Regions from separate parts of the Homo sapiens genome. Here region 2 is linked to region 1. A link is a loop called in an ENCODE intact Hi-C map of the cell type or tissue named here. Cell type or tissue: PC-9. All regions are shown on one strand. Each heading gives the region's core, and the rest is flanking DNA. Links, peaks and the distances in the headings are about the cores only. Region 1 has its middle 50 kb from the start of CDH18-AS1. Region 2 has its middle 27 kb from the start of CDH18-AS1.

Region 1 (17,186 bases), core at 3,774-11,773:
TGAAGATGCTGTTCAGGGTTTTAAGGTCCTCCAAATGTCATTAGATTTACTTGCCAATCAGGTGATGGATCACAGAATAGACCTTGATTATCTCTTAGCAGAAAAATGAGGGGTATGTGCTATAGCAGATACTTCTTGTTGTTTTTATGTTAACTCCTAAGGAGAGGTTGAATTTGGAGCCAACCATCTACTTTGTAGAGCTAAATTGTTAAGGGGTGCTAAGACCCATTTAGCTGGAGATATATGAAATACCATTAAAGGATATCTCCCTTCAATGACATGGTTCCCCCACTTATTAGGACTTCTGGTAATGATTGTCTTAGCTCTGCTTCTTGGACTCTGCATATTAAACCTTCTTGTAAAATTTGTTTCTTCTCACCTAGAGGTCATCAAATTTTAGATGGTGATGCAGATGGCACCCCACATGGACAAGTCCTTCTTCCGAGGCCTGCTAGACCACCCTCTGCATGACTCTTGACTGCCACACAAACAATGTCCCCTCACAGCTTGAGCAGCTAGTGTGGTTTTCTTCCCTTTTCCCTAAACCGCAATTAGGGTCACTACTCCAGAATGGGGAAGGAGAGAGGAGGCAGTTAGGAGCTGGTTAGGCAGATCGAGAGGGAGGATCAGTGGAGAAGAACAGAGAGAGGCAATATTCACATGAACAACCATGGACAGCACCTAAACTGCCTATGCAGCTAAAGGGAAGAAATGTGGTTAAGAGCTTCCCCTTAAGCCAGGGTGCTGCTCACAGGGACTGTCCCAACTTAGGGGCAGGCACAATTCATCAAAATAAATATCTTTGTCTTAACCTTGCTAAATATAATATTGTTAACATGATATCAGCATTGTGTGTTTAGCCCCTCCATGGATTTTGGTTAAGCATTCATGGGTAATAACCAAGAGGGAGTCAGTCAGCCCAAACTCAAGCATGTGCAGATGCAACACCCATAGGAGGAACATTTACCTCTCCCATTTGGAGAAAAACCTACAGAAGACTTCCTGGCTTCTGCCACATAACATATCAGGAACTCAGTCCTGTTTCTGGAAACTTGCTTTCCAGCCCCCTCTCTTTGCTGATAACTTTCCTTTTGCTTAATAAATCCTACTCTACTCACTCTCCAATGTCTGCATGTCTCATTCTTCTTGGTTGTGGGACAAGAATTTGGACTTAGCTGTACTAGGGACTAAGCAGACTGCAACACTCTCAACTCTTTTCTTGAAAAATAATGCATTACTGTTATAAGACAAAAAAAGATCCCCCACTACTCATGTAATCTAGATCTTCTAGTAAATTTGTGGCTATGAGTAAATTAGACAATATCTTTATCCCACATCTAATCTTTCTCTCAAACCTGTTTGGATATAAAATAAGATTTCATAGCATGGAATAACAAACTCATTAACAACAAAGAGACATCCATTAATTGCTTAATCACAATTTTCAAAGGCAAACATGTAGGCAAATCTGTCTTGTAGACAATTACAATACAAGAGAAAATACTAATGCAAAATGTAGGTTGACAAGAAGCCAGCTGAATAAAATATTTACAATGATTAATGAAAGATCTGTGCAGTTTAAAAAGCATTTTTCTTTTCCTTATCAGTTTTGGTAAGCTGTTAGTAGTGAGGCTGCTTGTCAGAGTGTGTGGAGGAAAATAATTTGTTGCTCTGACAAAGATAGGAAAAAACCTGAGTGAAATGTGTTTAAGACAGAAACGTTGATCAAGTGACCAGTGTTGTGAGAGACTTCAGGGAATTTGCATCATACTGAGAAAGCAGCTTGGAAATATAAGAATCCACAATGGAATACAAGACAGGGAAAAGCACATACAAACATAAAGTGAAGAGAGTGCATTCCTACACATAAGATGGGATGAGGCATTTCCAGCTTCCAGATGAAAGTACTTTTTTAGGGAACATTAAATCTGACAACTTTTGCAGTCCCATCCCCACCCTTCTCTATAAGCAGATCCATTGTTCCTGGCCCTTCATTCTCAAAAAACTAAACAAAAACTTACCTTTTGTGCAAGCCCTAAAACATTTACTTTTTTTGATATAAGGTCCAGAAGCCATAATTACTTTTCCTTAAATAAGTATAATTATTTTTAAAAGGTATTTTATCTCTACTAATGTTAGATTCTGCATTGGAAATGTGTATTTACTTTTTAAAGAAAAACATTACTCATCAAAGTCACCTATTATGCAATTATCACAAATCAAGAATAGTTAAAAAGTTGATACTTTTATAGACTATGATTTCTTACCTTGTTCCATAACTAAAGGAATAGAATAAAGGGCTTGGTGATGTCATAAAGGAGTAAAACTAACTTCTAAAGGCCATTTTAGATTTCTTTTACTCACACTTATTGTGGAAATTTTAGGCATTTACAACCAAACAGTAGTACTTTGGAGATATATTTTTTTTGTATTCTATTTTGCCTTTTTCAAGACAAAAGATCGAATTTTAGTATGATGTGATTTAAGCTCATTTGCAATTTACATCCGTTAAAAATGCAGAATTCATTGAATACTCGGGAACCTCTGTCTTTTTTTGCCTCTAATCTTCAGAATACGCTGGTTTATTTTTGAAATTGAGAATAATACATGGAAAATCTTTTCATCTTATTGATGAAAGAAAGTGTTTGATCCAGCAGGCGTTAAAGTTCAAATGCACAGATAAAAGATAAAATAGTAGATTATTGAAGAGAAGTTCTTGGGCTATGTATTCATAGTAAGTAAAGACATGAAAAGGATATAATATCAGTATATCAAGCACAGGGAATACACAAAGATTACAAGATATAATGTTTTAGCTCCTTATCTGTCAGTTTAATGAATGTTATTTTTCATATTTAACACTCTATTGCACATGTCCAATTTTCAAAAGATAAGTCAGATTACATTTTGTCAGACCTAAGAAGAAATCATATTACATAACTATTAACACAGGAAAATAATGGGACATATTTTCAGCCAAATTTCTGATCTTCTAAGATAAACGAGCTGGAGCCAATAAGGCTTGAAATGCTCTAAAACCTCAACTTTTCATATACAGCATCATGCACAGCAGTTTGCATTGTTTTAAAGATGATGTCACAGTTGGCCAAGGTCAAGAAAGCACATCTGAAATATCCTTCCAACCTAGCTTACTCAACCTGGAAGCAGAAATAGTAAAGCCTGGCTCAAAAAATATTTTGAGTTCTCGTGTAATATTTTTATGTTTAGATAAGTGGCTTTCAAAAGGCAATACATGGACTCACTAAGGTGTCTCCTTGCTTACTGATTTATTCTAATATTTATTCTTACATTACAAAAAAATTTCTTTTTGTTTTTAGTGGAAACATATATCTCATAATAATACCTCTAACCTGTTACAGCACCAGGCTTTTCAATTTGATATACACAATGGAAAACAATAAAAACAAAAATGAAGTATGAATCAGTGATTTTTAATATATGTGTTTTATGATATGTTTCAATGGTTCATTTAATTTAATTCAAAGAAGTCAACTTTATAGAAATATTTATTTCTAACCATATTGTAGCTAATAGATTATAGACACAGAAGTAAATTCAATTTCCTCAATGTTAAATGTATTCCATTTTTGGATTATCAATCTGACAAAATTATTACCTAAAATATTACTTCATAAAGGTAATTACTTTTGTTAAACTACCATCCCCAGCTTGCCAATATATACAAAACCAATCATAGATTAATTGTCTTGTGCAGACTTTCATATCATGGGAATTTCTCATGCATTGATGAGTTAACACTGCTGTGTTTCATGACTTTTATGGGTTTAGCTATATGAGGATCTGTTTAAGAATCTATATGATTATTCAGTGTGCTCTCTGGAGGCAAACATTTCAGAACTGTGACAGTGAATAAGATATATGAAGGTAGTTTAGAATTTGGAGAATAAAAGAGGAAGAGGAAGAATGAATATTTATCAAAATGAAGCTATTCATCTGAGTCTTTTGGAATATTATTCAGGTTAGAATTGCTCTTTCTTTGAAAATTTTAGTTTCTTCATAATGAAAGAGGGTAAATTAACAGGTAGAAAATAGGCTAATTCAATATCTCAAAAAACTCCTAAATCCTTCCATTTTGGAAAAGTAAAAAAAAAAGGAGAACTTTTTCATACTCATTTTCATCAAATCTTTGCTCAAATGTCATCTTCACAATGAGGCTTACCTTAACTGTTCTATTTAAAATTGCACCTCCCAGCACAATCAATTCCTTTTACCATGACTATCTCTTTACTTTCTGACATTTACCTGCTCCAAACATAGTAAATGTATTTGTGTGTGTGTGTGTGTGTGTGTGTGTGTGTGCGTGTGTGTTATTGCTTATTTTGTCTCCTTCTACCAGAATGTCAACTCCATGGGGGTTGTTTTTTTTTTTTGTTCACTGATACATCAAATGGTTAGAACAGTGGCAAGCACTTAGTACAGATTCAATAACTATTTGCTGAATAAATTAACGAACACATATAAAATGCTTTTCTAGAAATATTTTATTTGCAATATAAGCAACATTAACAGCAGCTGTCATTTATTTGAGGGTTGGAGTGATGTTACCTGAAGATACAGAGGCACAGATCATCTGGCAGAGGCTGAAGATTTTGTTTTTCAGCACACTTAATTATTTCTTTATATCTTTTTATTTCCAGTATTGTAAACTTTAAGAGACTTAGTTTGTCCATACAGTATCACCATGTAATAGCTGAAAATGTTTTTTTTTGGACCAGCTGATGTAGGAAAATACAATTTTGGTAAATGAAGCGTAAGATTTAGTAGTGTCAAGATATAATAGTCATGATATGAATGTCCATTGTGAAAACAGAGAACTCCCGTGGCTGTGGATGGCAATCTATTTATGCTGCCACCGGTTGGCTATTGGAATCAAAACTCAACTCAAAATTTAGAAGCAAATTTTGCCTGTTGGTGGGGTAAGATCTTCACTTTTCGGTATTGCTTTTGCTACGGTATTTCAAATTTTTATGTGGCACTGCAAAAGTATGGAACCAGCGAGTCCACTGGAGCAAACTTTCTTAAAGAAGCTAAACTGGCAGTGAGAGCAAAAGCTAAGAAAGCCCCTCACCTCTTCTATCCAGCTAAAGCTCAGTAGTTTAGGTTAACCAGGTAACCTAAACTCAAAGTAAGCTTATAAAGCAGTATTTAATCTTATTCAGCAAAAAATCTGCATCAATCATTTATGCAAGTGATCCAAATGCATACACACTTGACCCTTGAACAGCACGAGTTTGAACTGTGAGGATCCATTTATAGCAGATTTTCTTCTGCTTCTGCAACTCTGAGACAGTAAGACCAACCTTTCTTCTTGCTTGTCTTCCTCAGCCTGCTCAATGTGAAGACGAAGAGAATGGAGACCTCCATGATGATGACTTCCACTTAATGAATAGTCAACATATTTTCTCTTTTCTTATCATTTTCTTAATAACATTTTTCTCTAGTTTACTTTATTGTAAGAATACAGTTATTCTGGGGGGAAGTCAAAAATTATACATAGATTTTTGACTGTGTGGGGGGCCAGCACCCCAAATCTTGGTTGTTGAAAGGTCTACTATGATTATCTCATTTTAATATTACAAATTTTCTATGTACAAATAAGAACCTGGACAGACACGGGTGGCTCACGCCTGTAATCCCAGCACTTTCGGAGGTCCAGGTGGGCGGATCAAGAGGTCAGGAGATCGAGACCATCCTGGCTGAAACGGTGAAACCCCGTCTCTACTAAAAATACAAAAAAAAAAAAAAAAAAAAATTAGCCAGGCCTGGTGGCTGGCGCCTGTATCCCAGCTATCGGGAGGCTGAGGCAGGAGAATGGTGTGAACCTAGGAGGCAGAGCTTGCAGTGAGCCAAGATGGCGCCACTGCACTGTAGCCTGGGCGATAGAGAGAGACTCTGTCTCAAAAAAATAAAAATAAAAAAAAAATAACCTAATGTTCTTTTCATTGATGACACTGATGTGATTTATACTTTTTTATTGTTTAGGCATTTTTCTTGCTAGATATCCTCATCTTATAATAAGCTAGAATTAAAACAATTTGGTAGTAGCATTAAAAGCTTAGCTGTAGTTATAAACACTAATGGGTAGGAACACTCTTATGGAAGCCTTTATGGCTTCTCTCAAGTGTATCACAAATAATATGAAAATGGTTTTTCTTTTTAATTCATTTTTTTTCCCTAATCATTGAAAGAAGGTTATATACAACAGTACTGTGATTTCTCATGGTGGTGTATGCCTCCATTGGAATACATTTTTGGTCCTTCATATGTGAGTTACTTACAACAGCCTCCACTTTGCTTTTCAATTCAGTAACTTTCAATTTGGTTTTCGTGTTTTGCTTTTGGCAGCTTACCTGTAAGTGCCCAAGTGTGTGTGTGTTCAATATTCCAGTTTGCATACATGCGCTTGCCAGTAATATGAGGCTTTTCAGAGATTGCTTTTCAATAAGACAAATAGAATGACCACATATTATAAATTATTAATAAGATGTTATGCACCACTTCCTGTGCTTTAATTAAAATACATTAATGAATTAAGTGAAATCAGAATTAATAAAGATATGCTAGATTTCCCCTAGAACAAGCTCAAAAAAGAAATAATATCCATGCAGCACACTAACTTTTATATTCTGTTTAATTTACCATCGTCATTCACCCTAATCCTACATATTGTATTTTATTAGAATGTTCTCTTCTGACTCACCTGGAGTTCAGGAATTCAGGCTACCAGTCAGAAGTGCTTCCTCATGTTTTGTCCTCAACCTTCAGGCTTTGGCAACAAAGTCTCTTCAGAATAGCTTATCTCGCAGCAATCAGCCATTACCACCTTAGCAAGGCTGATTCATTTATGTGACTATTTCCCAGCTCTTCAAAGCTATAATTTGTCTTTTCTGGCACTCTGCACCAGCTGAGCCCCCAGAGTTCCTGCATCCTTTCATCCTTTCTCCCACAGGGTTGAAGAATGGAAAGGAAACTAGACAGGTTTCCGTATACTGGAAGCTAAAGAGTCCCTTGCCCACCATGATTAGAACTTTCTTGTTCTTAAAGGCTTCTCGGTCAATTTACTTTTAAACAAATCATTCTTTTTAAGGAGAAGCACGTTTAGCTTCCTGCTTCCATCAGCTATAAAGCTGAATTCTTGTTTTAAAGAAAGTGTAACTACAATTATTTTTATTGGAAGCTAAAGCAGCTTATCCACTTTGGATATAGAGTTTTCAGAAATTATTTTTTTGATAGTTTTAACTTCTCACTGAAGAACAAAACATTATAAATAATACATTAAAAAGATGCATTCTAAAATGTAAGATAAAAGTGCATGGTGGTACTTTGCTATCCAATTATATAAAGGGCTTTTACTTTTAAATTTTATATTAACTGATTTAAATTGAGGGAATCCTCCTTACTTGAAACATTTTTTAACATACGTTAAATTTAGCAAAACTATTTATAATTTTATTCACAATAAGAAAGCATGCTTTAATTATGTAACATGACATTTTATGCTCTTACTTAATTCCTGACCTTGCTTTATTTATTTATTTAGGGACAGGGTCTTCCTCCAACACCCCGGCTGCAGTACAGTGGAGCAGTCTTCACTCACTGCAACTTCCACCTTCTGGGCTCACACGATCCTCCTGCCCCAAATGGGACTTCAGGTGTGCACCCCACACGTGGCGATTTTTTGTACAGGCAGGGTCTTGCTATGTTGCCCAGGCTAGTCTCGAACCCCTGAGCTTGTCTCGAACCCCTGAATTCAAGCGAACCACCTACCTAGGTGTCCCAAAGTGCTGGGATTACAGGTGTGAACCACCGTGCCTGTCTCAACTCCTAAGCTTTTCAATCCATCCTTCAGCAAAGAATCAGAAATTTTGTATAGAAGAGATTTAGTGGTGTCATACTGTTGAAAGGACAATCAGAGATCTGAGTTGGTAACCATGACAATAGGATTATCAGATCTCCTACCAATATGAACATAATTAACCAGTGAAATCAGTTACTTTATGATATCTACAACCCTTCTGCATGAAAGGTATGCTTCCAATAATTGCTCCAAGACAATATCTGACCAGGACCACTTTACTACGAGGGCCAATTACCGGGAAATGTTCTTCCAAAGGGTACCTGCCTGATCACCTTGCTAGAATTTTCATAGGCCCACACTGCATCTTTCTTCCTTATTTAAGGTGTCAGATATCCATAATGGTGTAAATGTTCTCCCAGACATCTCCAGCTCCTTTCCCCTTTCTCTTAACAAGTGATTCCCCCAACAAATGCCCTGCATATCTAACTGCCTATGCAGTTGTGCTAGTAAGACGAAGAAACTGCCTTTTGTCTGTGTCAAGATGAGGGAGGGCAGTATGGCTCTCCCTACAACATGCCTCTGGCAACTCCAGTAGCATCTTCTCATGAAAGCAACCACATGCCCTTGATCATTTTGTTTTGTCTCTGAACTTTTCCAAACTTGACATGTCTTCTTCAAAATGTCACACTCATCTGGAGGTAGCATTTCACATATGAATTAAACATAGCCTATAGCTAAGTGGAAGGTTATTTTCTTTTTCAAGTACAATACCCTGCTTGAAAGATATGGGTGGCCAAAAAAATCTTACATTTCTTTGACTTAACATTTAATTATTTTGGAAGACCTCTTAGAGTCTGAGACTGAAAGAGCAATCTTTAGAAAGTGTATATTGCTCATTAATTAGGGTGAAGATTACTTATGATTACTTATGATACAAAGATTACTGTGTGAATTAAAAAATCTACCTCATGATAAATTTTCTTAATTGGAAAACAATATATTAAGGTAAGGTAAAACTACTTTTGTATATTTATAGCTAAGTGTTTATGCATCTGAAGTTTTATCTACATCAAGCTGAATATGCTGCAAGCCTAATATTTACATACAACTCATGGCGAATTTATCATTAGTTATGATGTAGCACTAACATAGGACACTAATGGAAGCACAAGAGTCACATATTATTGTCAATTATTCACAGACCAAATTAACTTAGGTAATGTTACAGATTGACAAGCACATTCAATGATTTTGATTTAACAGATACAAATAAACTTCCTACCCTAAATACAAAATATACTTTATTTACAATATCTGTCCTACATTAAAATAGGAATATCAGTACATTTATTTTCGATCAAAGCATTAAAATTTGTTTTAAAACCCACTCTAAAATTAAAAACACTCCAGACTAGGCTCAGTGGCTCATGCCTGTAATCCCAGCACTTTGGGAGGCCGAGGTGGGCGGATCACCTGAGGTCAGGCATTTGAGACCAGCTTGGCTAATGTGGTAAAACACCGTCTCTACTAAAAATGCAAAAATTAGCTGGGCATGGTGGCAGGTGCCTGCAATCCCAGCTACTTGGGAGGCTGAGGTAGGAGAACTGCTTGAATCCAGGAGACGGAGGTCGCAGTGAGCTGAGATCACGCAACTGCACTCCAGCCTGGGCGAAAGAGCAAGACTCCATCTCAAACAAACAAACAAAACCACCACAACAACAAAAAACACTCCCACCAAAGGTAATCTCAAATGCACATGGAAGAAAAAATGGCTGAGATGACTCAAGATATATAAAGAGTTAGCTTAGAAATTCATCTGACTAGAGATTTATTATAAATTTTAATAATATAGACAGCATGTAGATTAAATCAAGAGTAAAGAGGATTTTTGTTTATCAGATAGGAAAATACATTATTAATTGAATTAAAACTTTATGATACTGGGAGGAAAAACAAGCATATTAAGAGAACAGAGCAGGAGATAAAGAAATACAACCAAACATACCTAGATATGGATATATACCAAGGTCTCTCTCTCTCTCTCTCTCTCTCTCTCTCTCTCTATATATATATATATATACACATGCACACACACATATACCTATGTATGCGTATATATGTATATATACACATATATACCTATATACACACATATATATACACACACATACATATATACTATATATATACTCTATATATACATGCATGTATATATACGTGTGTATACATATATACATATATATACACACACATATATATGTAGTAATAACTGTAAGTCAGTATATATGTAGTAATAACTATAGCAATATATATGCAGTAATAACTGTAAGTCAGTCTCAGGAAAAAGAAGACATTTGATAAGTAGTGTTAGTGTAACATGTTAGAAATTAAGATAAACTACAAATATTTACCTGACACTTTATGAGAAAAAAAATCAGATGGCTTTTAATACATACATTTATATAAAAATGAGAATGCATGATGTTACTTAACATTAAGAAAAAAGATCTTTAATGTGATTCCAAAGGCGAAAAGAAACATGATTAAACTATTTAACAGAATATCCTCTCCTTAAAAGTAGGAGAGGAAGAGAAGGAAGGAAGCATGTATGCAAAATGCTAAAATTGCAATTGTCACTAGTTTGAAAATTAGCTAAATAACCAATAAACATTGGCACAAATCAACACACACATAAGCCAAATGCTCTGATAGAAAAACTGCAAAAAATATACCAAAATAACCTTCTATCATTATTAGATAACAAAACTAAATAACTTTCTATTGTTATTATGTTGAAACAAGGAAATTACATAAACAAACACTTCTCAAAACAAGATATAAGAGCGGCCAAAAAACATGAAAAAATGCTCTTCATCTCTGATCATCAGAGAAATGCAAATCAAAGCTACAAATAGACATCATCTCACACAAGTCAGAATGGCTTTTGATAAAAGGTGAAAAAATACCAGATGTTAGTGAGGCTGTGGAGAAAATGGGAGACTTTATACACTATTATTGGGACTATAAATTAGTCCAGCCACTGTGGAGAGCAAATTGGAGATTTCTCAAATAACAAAAGTTGAACCAGCAATCCCATTATTGGGTATATACCCAAAGGAAAATAAATGATTCTACCAAAAGGACATATGCACTTGCATGCTCACTGCAGCACTATTTGCAATAGCAAAGACATGGAATCAACTTAGATGCTCATCAACAGTGTGCAGGATTAAAAAAAAAAATGTGGTTAATATATACCATGGAGTACTATGCAGCCATAAAAAATGAAATCATGTCCTTTGCAGCAACATGGATGCAGCTGGAGGCCATTATTCTAAGCAAACTAGGGCAGAAACAGAAAACAAAACACCATATATTCTCACATATAAGTGGAAGCTAAACATTAAGCGTACACATTGACATAAATATGGAAACAATAGATACTGGAGACTACTAGTGGGCAGAGAGAAAGAGGGAGGGGCGCGAAGGCTGAAGAACTACCTGTTGGGTACTATGCCCACTACCTGGGCAAAAGGTTCAGTCATATCCCAAACTTCAGCATCATAAAATATAACCATGTAACAAATCTGCACAGGTACCCCCTGATTCTAAAACAAAGTTGAACAAGAAAACAAAAATAATAAAATTGGTCAATGAGACCTAGACCAAAGAATTGAAAGTAGTTTGACATAAGAATATAGATATTAAAAACACATCCCATTTCCTATCAGGTGATAAAGGGTACAGATATTTCTGATTATAGCTAGCGTTTTTTGTGGAGAGGTAGGTGTTACATCCTTATGCATTATTCATATGAGGTTTTACTCAACTTAACTTTCTACAGAGCAATTCAATATGCATAAATATGTGTAATATTTGACCAGGCAATACCACTTACAGGGTTAGAACCTCAGAAGACACTCAGAAATATATTCCAAAATATATATTCAATATGTTTAAGGAAGTTACAGGTTTTTTTAAGGTGCAAGATGGCAAACAACCTAAATGCCCTGAGCATACTGTTTATTTAAAATGGATGCAGCAGATGGCTCATTCTTTGAAATTAGAAGCTGGTCCCAATATATTTTTAAGTAAAGCAAAACAAAAAACAAATGTCCATACTATATATTTGGTGTGATCTTATTTTAATATACATATGTACATATAAAAATATTCAAGAAATGTTTGCATTTTTAAGCCTGATGTTGGATTTGGAGTGATGCATTGGCCTTTTTTCTTTCTTTTTTTTTTTTTTTTTGAGACGGAGTTTCACTCTTGTTGCCCTGGCTGGAGTGCAATGGCGTGATCTCAGCTCACCGCAACCTCCGCCTCCTGGTTCAAGTGATTCTACTGCCTCAGCCTCCCAAGTAGCTGGGATTACAGGAGTGTGCCACCATGCCTAGCTAATTTTGTATTTTTAGTAGAGAAGTGCTTTCTCTATGTTGGTCAGGCTGGTCTCAAACTCGGGACCTCAGGTGATCCACCCACCTCGGCCTCCCAAAATATTGGGATTACAAGTGTGAGCCACCATGCCCATCTTATTGGCCCTTTTCTGTATGTACATTTACAATGTCTAATATCTCTACTATTCACATGTTTTGCTTATTTAATAAAAATATAAAGTTTGTAAAATAAGAGTTGTTGCTAATAATGAAGCAATCCTCGTAAAACAATCTAAAGATTAGAATTTCATTTTTTATGGAATATAAAGCATTCAGAAGCTTTATTTTTACAGCATGTTTTGCCTTTGGGGATCTTACATTGTTCTCACACTGAAAGCAGCTAAAAGAATAATCTTCCTCTTGGTTCATATTTTCTTTATAAACTATGGCCTTTAAGTACTTAACATTCTTTAAACTTCGGTGCCCCTGTCATGTGTTAAATTATGTGAAGAGAACAATGGAGTTGAAGTGTTTTAACCACCTTAGTGAACTAAGCTCAGCCTCAGCAGGTTTTATTATGCATCCATTAAACTTCAAGTAGGAATATATATATCAGCCTGTTTTAGTAAACCACTAATTCTCCACCAGTTTTCTCTAAGATATTTCCTCATTACATGTGTTATCATAATGCTTAGCCTCAACAAAACATTTGCAACTTACTCATTTTACACTTATTTGTCAATAGTCATCTGTGGATAAAAACGACCCAGTGAAACATGAATTTTCACTGTCTTATAAAGTTAGAAAGTTATTATTATTTATAACTTTACAGCTTTGGGTGAATATTATAGAAATAGTGATGAAATATATAATAATCTATTAAAAAATTTATCCAATACATTATGCCACTTTATCAGTAATGATCAGTAGTTTAACAAGAATATAATCAATAACAAACTTGGATTAGTGACATTTTATATATATATACTTATATTATTGTAACTATAATATATGTTATATATTATATATAATTCTATAATATATGTTATATATTATATATAATTCTATAATATATAGTTATATTATTGTAACTATAATAAACCATTAGATAAACATTAGACTAATAACACAGGCATGAAATATATGAATCCATAACTATCTATTCTTTCTCCAGCTTACAAAGATAAAGGACTTTTGTAGCTAAGTTGCTTCTCTAAAAATAAATTCAAGGTTAATCCTCCCTCTAGACGGATTAAAGAAAGGGCAACCTCTTCATGCTGGCACAGTTTTTCTGAACATGTTTGAAGATTTATAACTGGGAATCCTGCCCTAAGTAAACACGTTTGATATGTGAGCATGGACTCTTGGCTTTGGCACATTAGGCCCATCTGTTAGGTTGGCATCATTCCTACTTACAATTTGGTTGGAATTCTGCCCCAGGAATTAGGTGCCAAATGGCAACATTTTAAATAAGACACAGCATATAATGCCTCCCTGATCTGGGTGGAATATTCCTTAAAATTGAATCCAAGCAATAGCCTAAAGCCTGCCTTTATCCTTCATCACAATAGTTGGGTGTGTGTTCAAGATGACACAATTAGCAGATTAATTATGCCAACATCATACTTCTATCAGTCAGTACAATCTGCATATTTTATATGTGATTGCTGTTGAGGTTACAGCATTAGTATTGTTATTGCTATTGCTTTACATTTTACATAGTTAAAGCTTCTATATACACCTGTGTAAGCCTAATTTTTTTTCAATTAGGAAGTATACAATGACACTTGCAAAGATATGATTTACCTCCTCACTCACAAAAATTTCAAATCGAAGATATATATTCAAAGGCAAAATGCTTTTAAAAACATTGTAATAGAGTATTCAACCATAAGTGATTTTATTTTAATACATTGGCACACAATAAAATACCAAGAGACTTTGAAGTATACATATAAATAGAATATGTATTTAAAGAAGAATTAAAAGCTAGTACTAATAGAAGGGAATAGAGAAATTACCTCAAATTTTAGTTCTGCAATGCTTTCTACCAAATTTAGATTAAAAATTGTTCATTCATTCATTCATTCTTTCAAAAAAAATGCCTGAGTTATGAATGATATCAGTCAAAAGAAATATGTTAGTAAGAAATCAAGGGACTTACTACAAAACATTATGTGCTAATATAACATAGAAGATATTAATCTGTATGCCAAACTAATAACTGAAAAACTGTTACATTAATTAGCTATTAAACAGTGATTTAAGCGAGAGAAGTCATTTTATACTAAAAAAAGATTCTAAGTAGTGCCATCTTTTAATTAATAAGATATGGTCCAATTTAATGTCTTCAATTGGAGTATTGCTATTACTGTTTGATAAAATATTAAGCTAATTATTCACAGGTTTTCTTTATGTTCTTATTGGAATCATAAAAACTATAAATGTATTAAGGGTCCCTATCTTTGTAAATAATGTGGTTTTATTAGGAAACACCTTGCATTTCTTACACTAAAACAGATAACTAAAATGCCTTGCTAGTATATTACCCTCATGAAACTGGCTGATAAACTGGGGAGTTATACTGGCAAATATACTGAAATCAAGGGCCTAAAGTGGCATATTTGGTTTCTTAATACTGTATCTATATTATCAACTTCATCCTTCAGCTTATGATTATATAGGTTATTTTCATCTAACAACATTTACACATTACATTAAAGTGCATTATGTTAGCTTATTTCCACTGTTTTCAAACTATTTTAAATAAGAAAAATTTTAAATATGTTTCATAGTATATGCTCAATAAATATGACTAGAGTGAATTAACTAGGGTAAGAAAGAATATCAGTAAACGTTTAGTATAAATGTTACTTGAAGACAATTTTAATTGACTGTAAACCAAGAATATGAAGAGAAGAAATTACTATTTGCATTCATGCCAGAGTCAATCATGCATATTTGATAACCTAATAAATGAGGGAAGTATACGTACATATTCTTCCCCAAAGGTAAATTAGCGAATTAATGTCAAGGAATGTAATTTAGTCAGGCAGGAATCATAAACATTTACATTAATTCAACTTTCCTGTTTGGTCTAGAGACATAATTCCCTCTTGAGAAATAGACACATAACTCATCACATTCACTATACTTGCAGCAAAACAAATGCAAAATACATAGTACACTGTGGCACAGCTTCTAATGCAAAATGGGACTGGGCTCAATGAAAAAAATGATTTTAGATGATAAATTAATAAGGAGGAGGACTAATCAAGGATACTGTTGATACAGCGCCGAGGAAGCATGTGAACTAAGTACTCATCTAAAATAATTAGTATCCTCTGTACTCCCTCTTGCTGAAGCTTCTTCAAATGGCAAAATTTAGTCACTTTTTTTTCTCTGACCCTAGCTTAATAGGTGGCATCAAATTGCATCTGAGAGAATGTTTTAAAGTGAAGATAGCTTCATTGCTTCTACTTGGCTTTGGAAGTTGTATAGATCACTGACAAGCTACAAAGTAAAGGAAGTAGATGTCAGAAGAAAAGACAATGAATTCCTTTTTAGACATGTTAAATTCAAACTGTCTAGGGAGAGTCATGCTAGTGATGCCTGGCAAGAAGGTAGAAAAACAGATCTAAAGAATGTTTCTCCCTGCTTGTAGATCGACTACCAACTTCATATTGAGTATTCTAAATCTTTACCTTTAGCCCGTAATATTTTCTTGAACCATTTGTATGCTACATTCTCCATACAGGATTGGGAGAAATTGCTGGACTGAGTTAAAGTTGAACTGTAGTAGCATTTACAAGGAAAACAAAGAAGTAAGTGGGAAGGGAGCTTAGCATACTATTGAAAAAGTAGTTGTCATACTAGACCATGGAGCTTTATGGTAGAAACAGGATCAAGGGGAAGCTTTGCTTTTTATTCTATGTTCCAGGTATGACTGCCTTTGCCACCTTTTATCTATTCCTAATATTACTGCCATGGTTGAGGCCATCGTCCTCTCTAGCCTGGATTGTGTCCATTGATATCTATGTCAACAAATTCAACTGGTCTCAGTGCCACTATACAAATAGTTCCAAATGCATTCGGATTATGTTACTGTCCTGTTTAAAAGCCAGCATGTGGCCAGGTGCAGTGGCTCACGCCTGTAATCCCAGCACTTTGGGAGGCCAAGGAGGGTGAATCCCCTGAGGTCAGGAGCTCAAGACCAGCCTGGCCAACATGGTGAAACCCCATCTCTACTAAAAATACGAAAGTAAGCCAGGTGTGGTGGCACGTGCCTGTAATCCCAGCTACTTGGAAGGCTGAGACAGAAGAATCACTTGAACCTGGGAGGCAGAGGTTGCAGCGAGCTGAAACTGCACCCAGCCTGGGCAACACAGAGCGAGACTCCGTATCAAAAAAAAAAAAAAAAAAAAGCCAGCATGTGTCTCTGTTACGTCCCATATTAATGACACTTTAGCTCCACCTTTGCATGTATCTTTCCTTACCCTCTCCTTTACTCCCCCTGCTTCTTAGTCTTTCATATTTATGTATACAGTGGCATCAGAACACTGTCTCTGCTTCAAATGCCCTTCTTCTTTTGTCTGCCTTCTGCACTCCCATCAGTTTACAACAGATCCCACTTTAGCAAAGTTAATTTTTTTTTTTTTTACACTTTCTCAGTTCCAGAAGCATTGGTAAGTATCTGTATTACCCCATTCATTGCTCTGTGTGGCCATTATTTTTAACAGGATAGCAAAAAAGACCAAATTATTGCTTTCTTCCAGCTACCTTGCTGAACCCTAATTTAAATAATAATCTTTAATCTTTGTAACACCATGAGTCAGGCACTACCATGTCCATTGTGCAGGTAAGGACACTAAGATTCCAAAAGATTAAGTAGCTTTACAAAAGTGCCACAAGTCCTATTTGACAATATGGAGGGCAGGACTCAGGCTTCCCAATGCCTTTCCAGG
Region 2 (17,186 bases), core at 2,966-10,965, 78 kb before region 1:
ATACTCTAGAAGCCCTGATTTGACCACTAGGGAATCTATGAATGTAACAAAATTGCACATATACCCCCATATATGTATACAAATGGAAAGGAGATAAAGAAAATGTACAGAATTCAAAAATAAAGATAGCTCAATAATACCAGGATAAGTCAACATGCAATAGGAATTACATGTCACCTATGAAGCAAGCCTGCCAAAAAAACATGAACCTGAACTGGATCATGAGGAACCACTCTCACATATCCCAGTTGTGAATCATTAGACAAGATGATGACCTGAATGCTTCAAAAATAAAATCAATGTAAAACAATACATAAACAAGGAAAAGTAAAAATAAATAAAATGATGCAGGAGATTTCTTTGTTTAAAAAAAAAAGAATAAAGACATAAATCACCTAGTTGCAATGTGAATCTTGATAGGATATTGAGTAATAGAAACAGCTAGCTATAAAACTTTTTGAAGGCAAATGTGGAAATTAGAATATAAACAATATTTTATGATATAGAATTGTTAAACTTCCTGAAAGGAATATTGATATTGTTGTTATGTAAGATGTTAAGGAATGAATGGTGTTCCCCGTATGACAAAAGCTCAATGTCACCGATCATTAAAGTAATGCAAATCAAAACCATAATGATACATAATTTCACACCAGTCAGAATGGCTATTATTAAAAAGTCAAAAAATAACAGATTCTGGCGAGGTTGTGGAGAAAAAAGGAATGCTTATCCACTGTTGGTGGGAGTGTAAATTAGTTCAACCATTGTGGAAGAGAGTGTGGAGATTCCTCAAAGACCTAAAAACAAAAATACCATTGGACTCAGCAATCCCATTACTGGGTATATACCAAAAGGAATATAAATGATGCTATTATAAAGACACATACACATGTATGTTCATTACAGCCCTATTCACAATAGCTAAGACATGGAATCAACCTAAATGCCCATCAGTGGTAGACTGGATAAAGAACAGGTGCTATATATAGGACATGGAATACTACACAACCATAAAAAAATGAGATCATGTCCTTTGCAGGAACATGAATGGAGTTGGAGGCCATTATCCTTAGCAACCTCTAATGCAGGGATACAAAACCAAATACCATATGTTCTCACTTATAAGTAGGAGCTAAATGACGAAAACATGGGCCACATAGAGGGGAACAACACACACTGGGGCATATCTGAGGGCATAGGGTGGGACGGGGGAGAGGATCAAGAGAGATAACTAAATGGGTACTAGACTTAATACCTGAGTGATGATATAATTTGTGCAGCAAACTTCCATGACACAGTTTGCCTATATGACAAGCCTGCACATGTACCCCTGAACTTAAAATAAAAGTTAAGTAGTAAATAAATAAATAAATAAAATAGAAAATAAAAAGGAGGAAACTTATTTTTTCACTGGATTTGGAGACAAGATCTTCAAGGAGATAACTATGGATAAGTTAGATCAGAAGATTGAGACCCTAATCCACTAGAACTGTTGTCCTCACGAGAGGCTGGTCAATGATTACGAAGTAGAGCTCAATGAGAGGAATAAGTTTTTGTGTTCTATTGCTCTACAGGGTGACTATAGTCAACCATAATATATTGTCTATCCAGAAATATCTAGAAGAGAGCATTTTTAATGTCTTTACTACAAAGAAATGACAAGTGTTTGAGGTGATGGATATGCCAATTATCCTGATTTGATTATTACACAATCTATATATGTATCGAAACATCACAATTTACCCCAGAAATAGGTACAATGATTACGTGTTAATTAAAAACAAAATTAATTTAAAAAAGAAAGAAGATACAACAATGATATACACACACACCACACACGTCACACACACTCAAACACACAGGAAGAGCCTTGTGAGGACATAGCCAGAAGATGCCTATCTATGAGACAAGGAAACAGACCTCAGGGAAAACCAAACCTGCTTACATCTTGAGTTGGATTTCCAGCCATGACAACTGTGAGAAATAAATTTCTGTTGTGTAAGCACACAGTCTGTAGTATTTTGTTATGGCGGTAGAATACTAGTGTATGGGAGAATGTTTCTTATTTAAGAGTTATGCTGAAATATTTAGAGAGGAAGTTTTATAACATCTGCCACTTGCTGTAGAGAGGCAGAGAGAGAGAGAGAGAGAGAGAGAGATGTGAATTTAAGTTTGTAGGTATTAGCTGCACTATTTTTTCAACATTTTGGACATTTTTATGAATAAAGAATTAAGGAAAACTAAAGGGAGGTGAACATTTCCAGTCTATTTTTTAAGTGAATTGGATCAAAAATAGGATTTGGAGAGGCAGTGATAATTAAACAAAATAAAGAGGAAAGCAAGTAGCAAAACAGACTGAAGATAGCCTAAGAGGAAGAAGTGGACTTAAAGTAGAGATCTGTAAACCAAATCTGAATAGAAAGAGTCACAGAGAGACACATTAATTTAAGGACTGAAGAGTGATGGTTAGTAATTGTAATGAGAGCAGTATCTGAGATGGATTGGGTCAAAGGTTCAATGATGTGGGCTTAAGAGAGAAGGCAGAATAAGAAAGTAAAAAGTAAGCATGATTAACTTTTTTTGTTTGTTTGTTTTGTTTCAAAGACTGATTGGGAGGGAAGGCTTTGACACAGTATGTTGAGGGAGTAGATAAAGTTTTGTTTTCTTAGATTAGAAAAAAAGCATTTTGTATGCTTCAAGAAAATAATTAATGTAGAACAATGGATGGAAATACAGAAGAAAGTAGAGCAAGTTCCTGTTTTTTTTGGAGTGAGACTAAACAGAACATTACAATAATAATAAACAGCCCATACTATTATTTCCTTCATTCAGAAGATAAAACTGAAGCTAAATGTAAAATATTTATATTGACATAACATACTAACAAATAGCACTAGCTCTGTTTGATTCCAAAGTCCATTCATTTTTTTCCCTCTATGTCATTCTACAAATGTATATTCTGTACCTCAGTTAAAACCAGTAACCTCTACATAATAATAAGTAAAATAATTTTGAGGATGCAACCACTGCAAGGATTTCTAGGAAATCATGAATGACCACTATTATTCTCCATCAAAGGGTAAACACTTTTCTCCATACTCCCTAATGTGAAAGTTTTCAATGTAATAGCTAAATGCTAATGAAAATGCAGTAATGTTAATGCACACGGGCAAACACTAAGAATAAACTAGTGAATAGATTTAACTGTTTGTAAGCAAACAATTTACTATATGCTGATAATCATTTAGGATTGTGCAAAAGTACATTTATTTAGGAAATTTCCATCTCTATTCATATATTTGCAACTGTCCTTTGCTCATTTGAGTCTTGTAATTTTAAGGTACTAAGATGCAAAACATTTTTTGTTTTGTAAAAACAAAATAAAGCTCAATGCATTATTTAGGAAATATTCAACAAACAGAAATATCGGGACCTAGCATAGACAATATGGTGCCTATAAATATTATTAAAACATTATCTTTCTCATTCTGGGCCTTGTGTTCTTGTGGGTTTGTTATAATTATATTATGAAGTTGTTTTGATGTTCAAAGAGCTCGAGAGATTAAGGTCGACTGGAGTAAAAATACATATACTTATGAGGGCAAGGCAGATAATATGGAAAAATAAATTTGACTCAAGAAGCAATATGAAATGGTTCAGAAAAATATTAAAATGATCAATCATATTACTTACTGAATATGCCTTAGTATTACTGCTGTCAATTGATTGATGCAGTATGATAACTAAGAACTTCTGTTGCCCAGTGCTTGATATTTCAGGTTTAGTGTGGCATCTAGGTTTTTATGTAAAATTTCTGAATTATTAAATCTTGACAAAAAATTCAAACTAAAAAAAATACATATTTTATATTTGCTAGAAATACATTGCTACTATTTCTTGGCTTATCCATGTGTGTTATCAGTTGTCTATCATTAAAGCTATCAGTAAATAGATGACTACTATGACACTCACCCAAACATGGATATAGCAATAACATCAAACCTATACCAGGATGTTACATTAAAATAGACCAAGTTAAGATTCTGAGAAATCAGTCATTACAGGTTAAAGTGTATCCTTTAAAAAGATATGTTGAAGTCTTAACCCCCAGTACTTACAGGTAAATACGATTTTTGGAGATGTAAATAAGTTAAGATGATTTCTTTAGAGTAGGCTCTAATCCATCATGAGTGGTGTCGGAAGAGAAGAGGGATACAGGTGGAGAAACGGAGACAAAACATTATGCAACAATGAAAGAAGAAAGTTTCAGAAATGTCTCTAACAAGCCAAGGAATGGCAAGGATTGCTAGCAAAGTAGGCAATATCAGAAGCAAAGAGAAAGGTACATATTAGAATGTTCCCTATTGTCTTTAGAGAGAGCATGGCCTTGCTGACACTTTAAATTTGAACTTCTAGCCTCCAGAGCTAGAAAAATCAACCAATGTAATATTTATGAACAGAAGAATGAATTCACACACTGTGGCATGTTTATATTATATAATACTACTTAGCAAGTATAAAGTACACGCAGCATGGCTGAATCTCAAAATAATTATACTGAGTGAAATAAGTCAGAAGATCCCTTCCAGAAAAAAAACCTACAAGGGTACAATTTATATAAAATTTTCAGAAGTCAATAGAATGCATAGTGAGAGAAATCTGACCAGTGTTTTCCTGGATCAGAAAGAAGGAATACATATACATTTTCTGAGATGAGAGATATATTCCTTATCTTGATTTTTGCAATGGCCTTCATAGATGAGTACATATGTCAATAATTATCAAGTTATAAACTTTATGTGTAGCTTATATACATCAGTGATATTTCAATAAACCTGTTCTTAAAAAACAAAAAAAGTGTATATTTGCCGTATCAAAACTAGGAAGATAAGAATATATATATTTTGATACATGTAAAACCAATTAAATGAATTCCACTGTCTTACAAGAAAGCCATTCTAGAAAACATTGGCTTTTGGCGTATTATCATACTTTGAGAACATCTTTTTTATACTTTATAGAAAAAATATTTGGATATAATCAATGTAAATTATTTCAAATGATGGGTGAAAATTTAATATACTACTTTGCATTGTGATGGCCTGAGAGAACTGTAAAAAATGCAATAGCATTCCAAAACCTCTGACCATGAATCATTTTGCCTTGACATGCTTGTTACCCTTTCCACAAAGACCATATCAAGGCCCTTAAATGTTACCATATCTAAGAAAACTAGATTTGCCAATAAGTAGTAGACAAGAGGGATCCTGAAGAAAAGAAAAGCTAAAGATTTTTTTTTTATTATTTTCACCACATTTCTGAGGAGAAATGATATTGGGACCTGAGATTATATATCCACTTGATATGATTCGGCTTTGTGTCTCTGCCCAAATCTCATGGCAAATTGGAGGAGGTGCCTAATGGGAGGTGATTGGATCATGAGGGTGGATCTCCCCCATGTTGTTCTTGTGATAGTGAGTGAGTTCTCATGAGATCTGATGCCTTAAAAGCGTGTGGCACTTCCCCCATCATGCTCTCTCTCTCTCCTGCCACCATATGAAGAAGGTCATTGCTTTCCCTTCATCTTCTACCATGACTGTAAGTTTTCTGAGGCCTCCTTATCATGCTTCCTGTTAAGCCTGCTCAACTGTGAGTCAGGTAAACCTCTTTTCTTCTTAAATTACCTAATCTCAGGTACTTCTTTATAGCAATGTGAAAACTGACTAATACGCCACTTAACAGTTGTATCACACAAGCAATGCTTTATGGCATTTTCCATGAATAATAATCAATTATTTTTTGTGTTCTGAGTACATTAAGAATCATTAAGGGGGAGGTGGAGCAAGGTGGCCAAATAGAAGCCTTCACTGATTAACCTCCCTGGAGGAATAGCAAATTGAATAGCTTTCCACACAAAAAATCACCTTAATAAGAATCAAACTTCAGGTGAGTGATCAAAGTACCTGGTTTTAACTTCTTATCACTGAAACAGGCTCTGAATGGGATAGGAAAGACAGTCTTGAATTGCTCCTATCTTCTGGCAGTGGCTGCATGGTGTAGAGAGAGAATATTTGCTTTTGGGGGAGGGAGAGTGCAGTGATTTGGGGACTTTGCATCAGAACTCATGGTTGCTCTATCACAGTGAGTGGCAACACTGGGCAGAATTCTGCTGGGTCCCATGGAGGGAGCATTTAGACCAGCCCTAGCCAGAGGGAAATTACCCACCCCAGCAGACATAATGTGACTTCCAGCAAGCCTCACTACCATGCGATAAATTGCTCTGAGGTTCTAAATAATCTTGAAAGGTAGTCTAGGCCAAAAGAACTGCAATTCATGGGGCAAATCCTGCTGCTTTGCTGGGCTTGGAGCCAGTGAACATGGGGGACAAGTGACCTAGTGAGACACCAGCTGGGGTGACCAAGTGAGTACTTGTGCCACTCCTCTGCTAATCCCAGGGAGCGCAGCTCACAGCTCCAGGAGAGACTCCTCCCTTCAACTGAGGAGAGGAGAGGGAAGAGTAAAAATAACTTTGTCTTGCAACTTTGATACCAGCTCAGCCATAGTTGGATAGGGAACTGGGCAGAGTCCTGAGGCCCCCATTCCAGGCTCTCACTCCTTGATGTTATTTCTAGACCCACAATGGGCCAGAAGGGAACCCACTGTCTTGAAGGCAAAGAACAAATTCTGGCAGGATTCATCCCCAGCTGAATAAAGAACCCTTGAGCCCTGAATAGTCAGAATCAACAGCCAAGAATTACTCATTGTGGGCCTTGGATGAGACTCAGGTGTGACTCAGCACATTCCTAGCAGTGGTGGCTACAGGATAAACTTGAGAAAAGGAGAGGAAAGAGTAAAGGGAACTTTGTCCTGCAGCTTAGGTATCAGCTTGACCACAAGGTATAGAGCACTAAGCAGGCTGTTAGGGTCCTGGATTCTAGGCCTTGGCTCTTGGACAGCATTTCTGCACTGGCACTAGGCCAGAGGGGAGCCCATTGCCCTGAACGGAGAGTCCCAGGCCTGGGAGTATTCACCAGAAGCTGACTGAAGAGCTCTTGGGCCTTCAGTAAGCATGACCAGTAGCCAGGCAGTACTGGCCACAGGCCTGTGGTGGTAGTGACTGTGGGGAGAAACTCCTCTGCTTGTGGAAAGGGGAGGAAGGAGTAGGAAGGACTTTGTCTTGTGGCATGCATGCCAGCTCAGCTGCAGTAGAATAGAGCACCAGGTACATTCCTAAGGTTTCCAACGTCAGGCCCTGGCTTCAGGACGACATCTCTGGACCAGAACTCACTGCCCTAAAGAGAAGGACAAAAGCGAGGCTGTCTTTGCCACCTGCTGTTTTTAGAGCCCTAGGTCCTTGAGTGAACACAGGCGGTAGCCAGGAGGTGGTTACTGCAGGCCTTCGGTGAGAACCAGAACTGTGCTGTCTTCAAGATTCATCCAGTGCAGTCCCAGTGGTGATGGCCATGGGGTTGTTTGTGTCAACCCTCCCCCAACTCAAGGCAACTCAGCACAGAGAGAGAGACTCTGCTTGTTTTGGAAAAAGGAAGGAAAGGAAAAAGAGTCTCCAACCAGTAATCCAGAGAATTCCTCAAGATCTTTTCTAAAACCACCCAGGCAGCACCTCTATGGAATCTTCAAGAGCCACACCATTACTGGGCTTTGGGTGCCTCCAGTGCAGATTGGCTGAAGTGACCAGAAACTTAGATTACAACACCCAAGTCCCTTTGAATACCTGGAAAGCCTTTCTAAGAAGAATGAGTACAGCAAGCCCAGAATATGAAGACTATAATAAATACCTAAGTTTTCACTGCACAGAAGCTGACAAACATCCACAAGCACTAAGACCACCCAGGAAAACATGACCTCACTAATAAATAAGGCACAAGGGACCGATCCTGAAGAGAGAGAGTTATGTGACCTTTCAGACAGAGAATTCAAAATAGCCATTTTGAGGAAACTCAATGAAATTCAAGATAACACAGAGAAAGAATTCAGAATTGTATGAGATAAATTTAACAAAGAGATTTAAATGATTAAAAAAGTCAAGCAGAAATTCTGGAGTTGAAAATGCAGTTGACATACTGAAGAATGTGTCAGTCTCTTAGCAGCAGAACTGATCATGCAGAAGAAAGAATAAGTGAGCTTGAAGACAGGTTATTTGAAACTACACAGTCGGAGGAGAAAAATGCAAAAAGAATAACAATAATGAAGCCTACCTGCCACATCTAGAAAATAGCCTAAAAAAGGAAAATCTAATAGTTATTGGCCTTAAAGTAGATAGATAATGAGAGCCTGGGTAGAAAGTTTATTCAAAGGTCTAATAACTTCTCAAATCAAGAAAAATATACAACATTTAAGTACAAGAAAGTTATAGAACACCAAGCAGATGTAACAGAAATAAACTATGTCAAGATATTTAGTAATCAAACTCCCAAAGAGCATGGATAAAGAAAGGATCCTAAAAGCAGCAAGAGAAAAGAAACAAATAACATAGGATGGATCTCCAACACACTTAGCAGCAGACCGTTTGGTGCAAATCTTACAGGGCAGAAGAGAATGGCATGACAGATTTAAAGCGCTGAAGGAAAAAAAAAATCCCAGAATAGGATATGCAGCAAAAATATCCTTCAAACATAAAAAATAAATACAATCTTTCCCAGACAAAAAAAAGCTGAGAAATTTCTACAATATAAGACCTATCCTACAAAAAATGCTAAAGGGAGTTCTTCAGTCTGAAAGAAAAAAAGATGTTAATGAGCAATAAAATATAATTGAAGGTTAACTTGTGATAGCAAGTACATAGAGGAACATCGAATATGATAATATTGTAATTGTGGTGTGTAAACTATTTATAACTTCAGTATAAAAAATAAAAGATGACCTGATTAAAAATAATAACTACAATACAAAGAACGAACAGTTAAAAAGTAGGGTGATAAAGTAACAAGTACAGAGTTTTTATTTATTTTCTTTTTGCCTATTTGACAGTCTGATTGCTTATGCAATCAGTTAAGTTGTATTATTTTAAAATAGTGGGTTATAAGATATTGTTTGAAAGCCTCTTGGTAACCTCAAATCAGAAACCTACAACAGAGACACAAAAAATAACATGTAAGAAATTAAAATACATGACCAGAGAAACTAAAAAATGAAAAGATATTTCATGTACCTAGATTGGAAGCCAAGAAAGGAGGAAAAAAAGAAGACCACAAAACAACCAGAAAACAAATAACAAAATAGCAGGAGTAAGTCCTTCCTTATCAATAATTACATTGAATGTAAATGGGCTAAACTATCCAATCAAAAGATACAGAGTGGCAGAATGGATAAGAAATGAGACTCAAAGATCTGCTACCTACAAAAAAACCACACATTACAAAGACACACATAGACTGAAAATAAAGCAATTAAAAAAGAAATTCCATGCAAATAGAAATAAAAAAGAGCATAAGTAGCTATATTTATATAAGACAAAATAGACTTAAAGACAAAAACTATAAAAAGAGAAAATGAAGCATATTATGTAATGATCAGAAAGTCAATTCAGCAACATGATGTAATAATTATAAATATACACTCACCCCACACTGGAGTACACAGATATATAAAGCAAATACTATAAGAGGCTGGGCACCGTGGCTCATGCCTGTAATTCCAGCACTCTGGGAGGCCGAGGCAGGTGGATCACCTGAGGACAGGGGTTTGAGACCAGCCTAGCCAGCATGGTGAAACCCTGTCTCTATTAAAACTACAAAAATTAGCTGGGCATGGTGGTGGTCACCTGTAATCCCAGCTACTTGGGAGGCTGAGGCAGGAGAACCGCTTGAACCTGGGAGGTGGAGGTTGCAGTGAGCCGAGATCATGCCATTGCACTCCTTCCTGGGTGACAAAAGAGAAGCTCTGTCTCAAAAAAAAAAAAAAAAAAAAAAAAAAAAAGCAAAAACTGTAAGAGCGAGATAGGCTTAAATTCAATAACAGCTGCAGAGTTCAATCCTTCACTTTCAGGATTGGACAGATCATCCAGACAGAAAATCATCAAAGAAACATAGATTTAGTCTGCACTATAGACTAAGTGGACCTAATATATCTTTTTACAGAGCATTTAATCCAACCACTTCAGAATACACATTGTTCTCCTCAGCATACAGATAACTCTCAAGTATAGTCCACGTTAGCACACAAAACAAGTCTTAAAAAATTCAAAAACATTGAAATTACATCAAAGTTATTATCTGACTAAAATGGAATCAAACTAGAAATAAAAAGCAAAAGGAATTTTGGAAACTACTCATACCTCAAACAATTTACAGATTCAATGCAATCTCTATCAAAATATGTATGACATTTCTTTTCTTTTTAATATTGAAAGAAGAAAAAAACTTTATTTATTTATTTATTTTATTTATTTTTTTTCTGGATTCTTTTTTTTATTATACTTTAAGTTTTAGGGTACATGTGCACAATGTGCAGGTCTGTTACATATGTACACATGTGCCATTTTGGTGTGCTGCACCCATTAACTCATCATTTAACATTAGGTTTATCTCCTAATGCTATCCCTCCCCACTCCTCCCACCCAACAAAAGGCCTGGTGTGTGATGTTCCCCTTCCTGTGACCATGCGTCCTCATTGTTCAATTCCCACCTATGAGTGAGAACATGCGGTGTTTGCTTTTTGCCCTTGCGATAGTTTGCTGAGAATGATGGTTTCCAGCTTCATCCATGTCCCTACAAAGGACATGAACTCATCATTTTTTATGGCTGCATAGTATTCCATGGTGTATATGTGCCACATTTTCTTAATCTAGTCTATCACTGTTGGACATTTGGGTTGGTTCCAAGTCTTTGCTATTGTGAATAGTGCCACAATAAACATATGTGTGCATGTGTTTTTATAGCAGCATGATTTATAATCCTTTGGGTATATACCCAGTAATGGGATGGCTGGGTCAAATGGTATTTCTAGTTCTAGATCCCTGAGGAATCGCCACACTGACGTCCACAAGGGTTGAACTAGTTTACAGTCCCACCAACAGTGTAAAAGTGTTCCTATTTCTCCACATCCTCTCCAGCACCTGTTGTTTCCTGACTTTTAAATGATCGCCATTCAAACTGGTGTGAGATGGTATCTCATTGTGGTTTTGATTTGCATTTCTCTGATGGCCAGTGATGATGAGCATTTTTTCATGTGTTTTTGGCTGCATAAATGTCTTCTTTTGAGAAGTGTCTGTTCCTATCCTTTTCCCACTTTTTGATGGGGTTGTTTGTTTTTTTCTTGTAAATCTGTTTGAGTTCTTTGTGGATTCTGGATATTAGCCCTTTGTCAGATGAGTAGGTTGCAAAAATTTTCTCCCATTCTGTAGGTTGCCTGTTCACTCTGATGGTAGTTTCTTTTGCTGTGCAGAAGCTCTTTAGTTTAATTAGATCCCATTTGTCAATTCTGGCTTTTGTTGCCATTGCTTTTGGTGTTTTAGACATGAAGTCCTTGCCCATGCCTATGTCCTGAATGGTATTGCCTAGGTTTTCTTCTAGGGATTTTATGGTTTTAGGTCTAACATTTAAGTCTTTAATCCATCTTGAATTAATTTTTGTGTAAGGTGTAAGGAAGGGATCCAGTTTCAGCTTTCTACATATGGCTAGCCAGTTTTCCCAGCACCATTTATTAAATAGGGAATCCTTTCCCTATTTCTTGTTTTTGTCAGGCTTGTCAAAGATCAGATGGTTGTAGATATGTGGCATTATTTCTGAGGGCTCTGTTCTTTTCCATTGGTCTATATCTCTGTTTTGGTACCAGTACCGTGCTGTTTTGGTTACTGTAGCCTTGTAGTATAGTTTGAAGTCAGGTAGTGTGATGCCTCCAGCTTTGTTCTTTTAGCTTAGGATTGACTTGGCGATGCGGGCTCTCTTTTGGTTCCATATGAACTTTAAAATAGTTTTTTTCCAATTCTGTGAAGAAAGTCATTGGTAGGTAGTTTGATGGGGATGGCATTGAATCTATAAATTACCTTGGGCATTATGGCCATTTTCACGATATTGATTCTTCCTACCCATGAGCATGGAATGTTCTTCCATTTGTTTGTATCCTCTTTTATTTCATTGAGCAGTGGTCTGTAGTTCTCCTTGAACAGATCCTTTGCATCCCTTGTAAGTTGGATTCCTAGGTCTTTTCTTCTCTTTGAAGCAATTATAAATGGGAGTTCACTCATGATTTGGCTCTCTGTTTGTCTGTTATTGGTGTATAAGAATACTTGTGATTTTTGCACATTGATTTTGTATCCTGAGACTTTGCTGAAGTTGCTTATCAGCTTAAGGAGATTTTGGGCTGAGACGATGGGGTTTTCTAGATATACAATCATGTCATCTGCAAACAGAGACAATTTGACTTCCTCTTTTCCTAATTGAATACCCTTTATTTCTTTCTCCTGCCTGACTGCCCTGGCCAGAACTTCCAACACTATGTTGAATAGGAGTGGTGAAAGAGGGCATCCCTGTCTCGTGCCAGTTTTCAAAGGGAATGCTTCCAGTTTTTGCCCATTCAGTATGATATTGGCTGTGGGTTTGTCATAAATAGCTCTTATTATTTTGAGATACGTAACATCAATACCTAATTTCTTGAGAGTTTTTAGCATGAAGGGCTGTTTAATTTTGTCAAAGGCCTTTTCTGCATCTACTGAGATAATCATATGGTTTTTCTCGTTGGTTCTGTTTATATGCTGGATTACATTTATTGATTTGCATATGTTGAACCAGCCTTGCATCCCAGGGATGAAGCCCACTTGATCATGGTGGATAAGCTTTTTGATGTGCTGCTGGATTCGATTTGCCAGTATTTTATTGAGGATATTTTTGCATCGATGTTCATCAGGGATATTGGTCTAAAATTCTCTTTTTTTGCTGTGTCTCTGCCAGGCTTTGGTATCAGGATGATGCTGGCCTCATCAAATGAGTTAGGGAGGATTCCCTCTTTGTCTATTGATAGAAATAAAAACAATCCTAAAGTTTATATGAAACACAAAAGACCAAAATAGCCAAACTTATTCTGAGCAAAAAGAATAAAATAAACTGACTTCAAATTATACCACAAAGCCATAGTAACAAAAAGAACATGATACTGGCATAAAAACAGACACACAGACCAATGCATCAAAATAGAGAGACCAAAAACAAATCCGTACATCTACAGTGAACTTATTTTCAACAAATATGCCCAGAACATACACTGGGTAAGGGACAATCTCTTCAATAGATAGTGCCAGGAATACTAAACATCCATATGCAGAAAAGTCAAACTAGACCCCTGCTTCTTGTCTTATCAAAATAAATTAAATACTTACACTAAGACCTGAAACTATAAAATTACTAGAAAAAAAATAACTTTTGTAAACTCTCCAGGACATGGGACTGGGTAGATTTATTGAGTAACACTTCACAAGCCTAGGCAACCAAAGCAAAAATGGGCAAATGGGATCACATCAAGTTAAAAAGTTTATGCACAGCAAAGAAAACAACAAGTGGAGGGAATCCACAGAATGGGGGAAAATATTTGCAAAATATCCATCTGACAAGTGGCTAATTACCAGAGTATATAAGGAGTGTGAACAAATCTATAGGAAAAACATCTTAGAATCTGATTAATCAATGGGCAAAAAATCTGAATAGACACATCTCAAAAGAAGACACACAAATGGAAAACGGGTATATGAAAAGATGTTCATGATCACGGATCATCAGAGAAATGGAAAAAAAAAACTGCAATTAAATATCATTTGACCCTGTTTAAATGGCTTTTATCCAAAAGACAGGCAATAATAAATGCTGGTTAAGTACGTAGAGAAAAGGGAACCCTTGTACACGGTTGGTGGGAAAGTAAATTGTCACAACCACTATGGAAAACAGTTTGGAATTTCCTCAAACAACTGAAAATAGAGCTACCATATGATCCAGCAAATCCACTACTAGGTATATACCCAAAATAAAGGAAATTAGTATGGCAAAGATATATCAGCACTCCCATGTTTACTGCAGTAGAATTCACAATTTCCAAGATTTGGAAGCAAATTAAATTTCCATTGACATAAATCAAGAAAATGTGGTACATATACACAGTGGGGCACTATTTAGCCATAAAAGGAATGAGATCCTATCATTGACAATAGCATGGATGGAACTAGAGATCATTATGTTAAGTAAAATAAGCCAAGCACGGAAAGACAGACCTCACATGTTTTCACTCACTTTGGGAGCTAAATAAATATTAAAACAATTGAACTCCTGGAGATGGAGAGTAGAATGATAGTTACCAGGGGCTGGGGATGGTAGCGGGGAGTGGGCCAGGGAGAAGAGGAGATGGTTAATGAGTACAAAAATATAGTTAGAGAGAATGAATTAGATCCAGTATTTGATAACACAACAGGGTGACTACAGTTGTACATTTTTAAACAACTAAAAGGATATAATTGGATTGTTTGTCACATAAAGAAAGGATACAAACTTGAGGTAATAGGTATCACATTTAACCTGATGTGGTGCATGCCTGCATCAAAATATCTCGTGTAACCCATAAATATACGCACTTACTATGTACTCATAAAAATAAAAATTATAAAAATGTTTTAAAAGTCATTAAAATTTTAATTTGGGCTTATACAGTTTTTCTAACAAACAGAAAACATGCTGATTAATCTACATGCCTACCATAATCCACTTGTGAGTTATTTTTTCCCACCGTTATTGGAACGATTGACATTTGACTTAAGCATTATTCTTCTTGTGAGTTTATGTCAGTCAATTCACTAAAATCAATAAACTTCTGCAGAAAAAACTGCATTTAATCCTGCACCTAAAACACTTAGTACGACACCATGAACAAGCTTGACCTCATCCACTAACCAATTTCTCTGAGATCCTGCTAATTTAGCAAGGGAATTCTTTTTTTAAAACTAATATTTTAAACCATCACTTTATGGATTCAATCATCAGAGACAAATTATTATAGAATATTTTATAGAGCAAATATAAGTATTAGAAATCAAGTTGTATTTGGGACCAATGTATTTAGGATCTGTTTCATAGCCATAGTGTAGAAGGTTAATTCTCATGGATAGCACATGGTCTATAATGTTGTACTATAATTCAATTTAATGGGTTACTTGAAAAACTCTTACATAGAAATTAAGAATAAGAATTGATATATTTTATTTTATGTTTAAGTCAATACATCATAGAAATTATTCTATGGTTATACATTTTGCCTAAACCGTTATATCATACCCATCCCCTCTCATAAATAAAGAGTATATTGGGGGCTTATTTGCATTTCTGGTGGTAGTTGCTGCATGCACAAATCAAATACAGTTTACAGATTCCACCATAATTAATGTGAAGTAATCAATGATAACTTAGAAAATTGCAATTATACTCTTTTTCAAAGAGAATCAGATTTTCTGGTTATAACAGATAAAATTTATTGTCTTCCAATTTTCCAACTGTATCAGCACACTCAATGGTCATGAATACCCACTGTTCTCAAGGATTTTGTTTTTTTGGTCCCTGAGATAGGGCCATATAATCTGAGGCATGTAATATGGCCATATAATATAATATAATATAATATAATATAATATAATATAATATAATCATAATATAATATAATAATAAGGCCATATAATATGAGGCATGTTCTTGACCATCCATTGCTTGGAGGAATAAAATATTATAACTTACATTTCAAGTTATTTGATTTTCATTTTATTTTCTCTTCCGTGTATAAATAAAGTGTATTTATAAAGAAGAACACTGATAATTTCTAAATGAACAGGTATGCATATATGAGTGATGAATACTCAATTTGCCCCCTTTTGTGGAGGCCAGTTGCTTGTAAATCACATGTAACATAATCAATTGAAATGCAAGAAGAAAATGAAATAATTGATATGCCTTTTAACTTAATAATAGAAAAATCATTTAAATTTAGTAATAGTCAAATCATAGAACAATATCACTTCTCTCAATAAATATGCATGTTGAATTGCCATGTATCAGATATAATATTTGCTATTTGAGTGCCCTAAGTAAAAGTGGGAGTTTTTGTTCTACTTTTCTGTATGTAGGTTAAATTTATTTTTAAAAAATTAAAGACCTGTTCTGCATATCTTTAGTTAGTTTCTGTGATACTATCAGTGTTTTACTGTCAGCAACATATTTTCTTTTAAACAAAACAAAGGCTCATTTTTTTTAAGGAAAAGCTCAACAAGTGTGAAAAATATTTGCTTTGGATAAAAGTTTATGCTACGGAGAGAACAAATAGATAATGGATAATTCTCATTATTATTATTAGAATACCTTGCCCAAATAAATTCAGCAAGATAATATTTTAAATAGGATTTCAATGGATTTTTAATATATTCCTTTCTAAAATTAAGAATGAAACTTTTAATGAAATTAAAAATGAAAACCTTAACTTTAATGGAGACATTTAAGATTAACATTTAGTTAGGTGATTTGTTACACATAGCAGTAGTATTTTTAAATAAGATATACATATGATTAGCTGCTACTTATAATAATAGCTAAATAATAACCACTTATATGTTTGCTGTATTGAAAATACTGATTTCTATTGTGATAAAAAGTACAATGATAGTAGTAATTTAAATTACCATCATGCATATATTTTAATTGCAAAAAGAACATATGATATTGAAGTGGAAATTTTTCATACATAAAATATAGACCTTGGTACTTGGAGCTATTTTATTTTAGAGGAATTTATACTTATTTTCTTGGGGATTCCAGGTTGAAAAAATACTCAGTAATGGTGTTTATTAAACTTTTGCTCATGTGACCTATGCTAACAAAATGTTCTAGATCTACTGCATTTTCATCTGAGCATCAGTCACTGCCCTGGGATTCCAGAGAGAGAAGTGACTCAGCAAACTTATAAAGTATTTCTTTATTTCCTGCCTTCATCTATGGTGACTAAGTTTATGATCCAGCTCATTGAAACTGTTAAGGGGATACTGTGTACTCCCTGAACAGATACTGCAAGAGCTTTGCACTGAGCACAGTGATTGAGTAAAATAAAAGTCATTCACCTGCATCACAAAATTTATCACAAAGTTTCAACCTGCATATTTAATTATTTCTAAATTCTATAACCTAGAAAATAGTTGTTTTGAGTACCTTTTT

What was found. Peaks named below come from ENCODE experiments on the same cell type or tissue, not always from the same donor. Only the 100,000 strongest peaks of a DNase experiment are listed, where the experiment ranks them.
Region 2: it touches region 1 in a loop (5-fold over the local background); 2 of 110 quality-filtered maps call a loop at or near these places.

Annotation. Positions count from the first base shown.
Region 1 is chr5:20,346,852-20,364,037 of GRCh38, forward strand. It overlaps a transcript of CDH18 not described here. Among named protein-coding and RNA genes, the nearest start is that of CDH18-AS1, 50 kb to the left of the region's middle. In PC-9, for the core only: no CTCF peak of the experiment used is centred there; a DNase peak (open chromatin) is centred at 6,810.
Region 2 is chr5:20,269,793-20,286,978 of GRCh38, forward strand. It overlaps a transcript of CDH18 not described here. Among named protein-coding and RNA genes, the nearest start is that of CDH18-AS1, 27 kb to the right of the region's middle. RefSeq lists an enhancer at 6,073-7,272. In PC-9, for the core only: no CTCF peak of the experiment used is centred there; a DNase peak (open chromatin) is centred at 6,789; H3K27ac peaks cover 2,146 bases.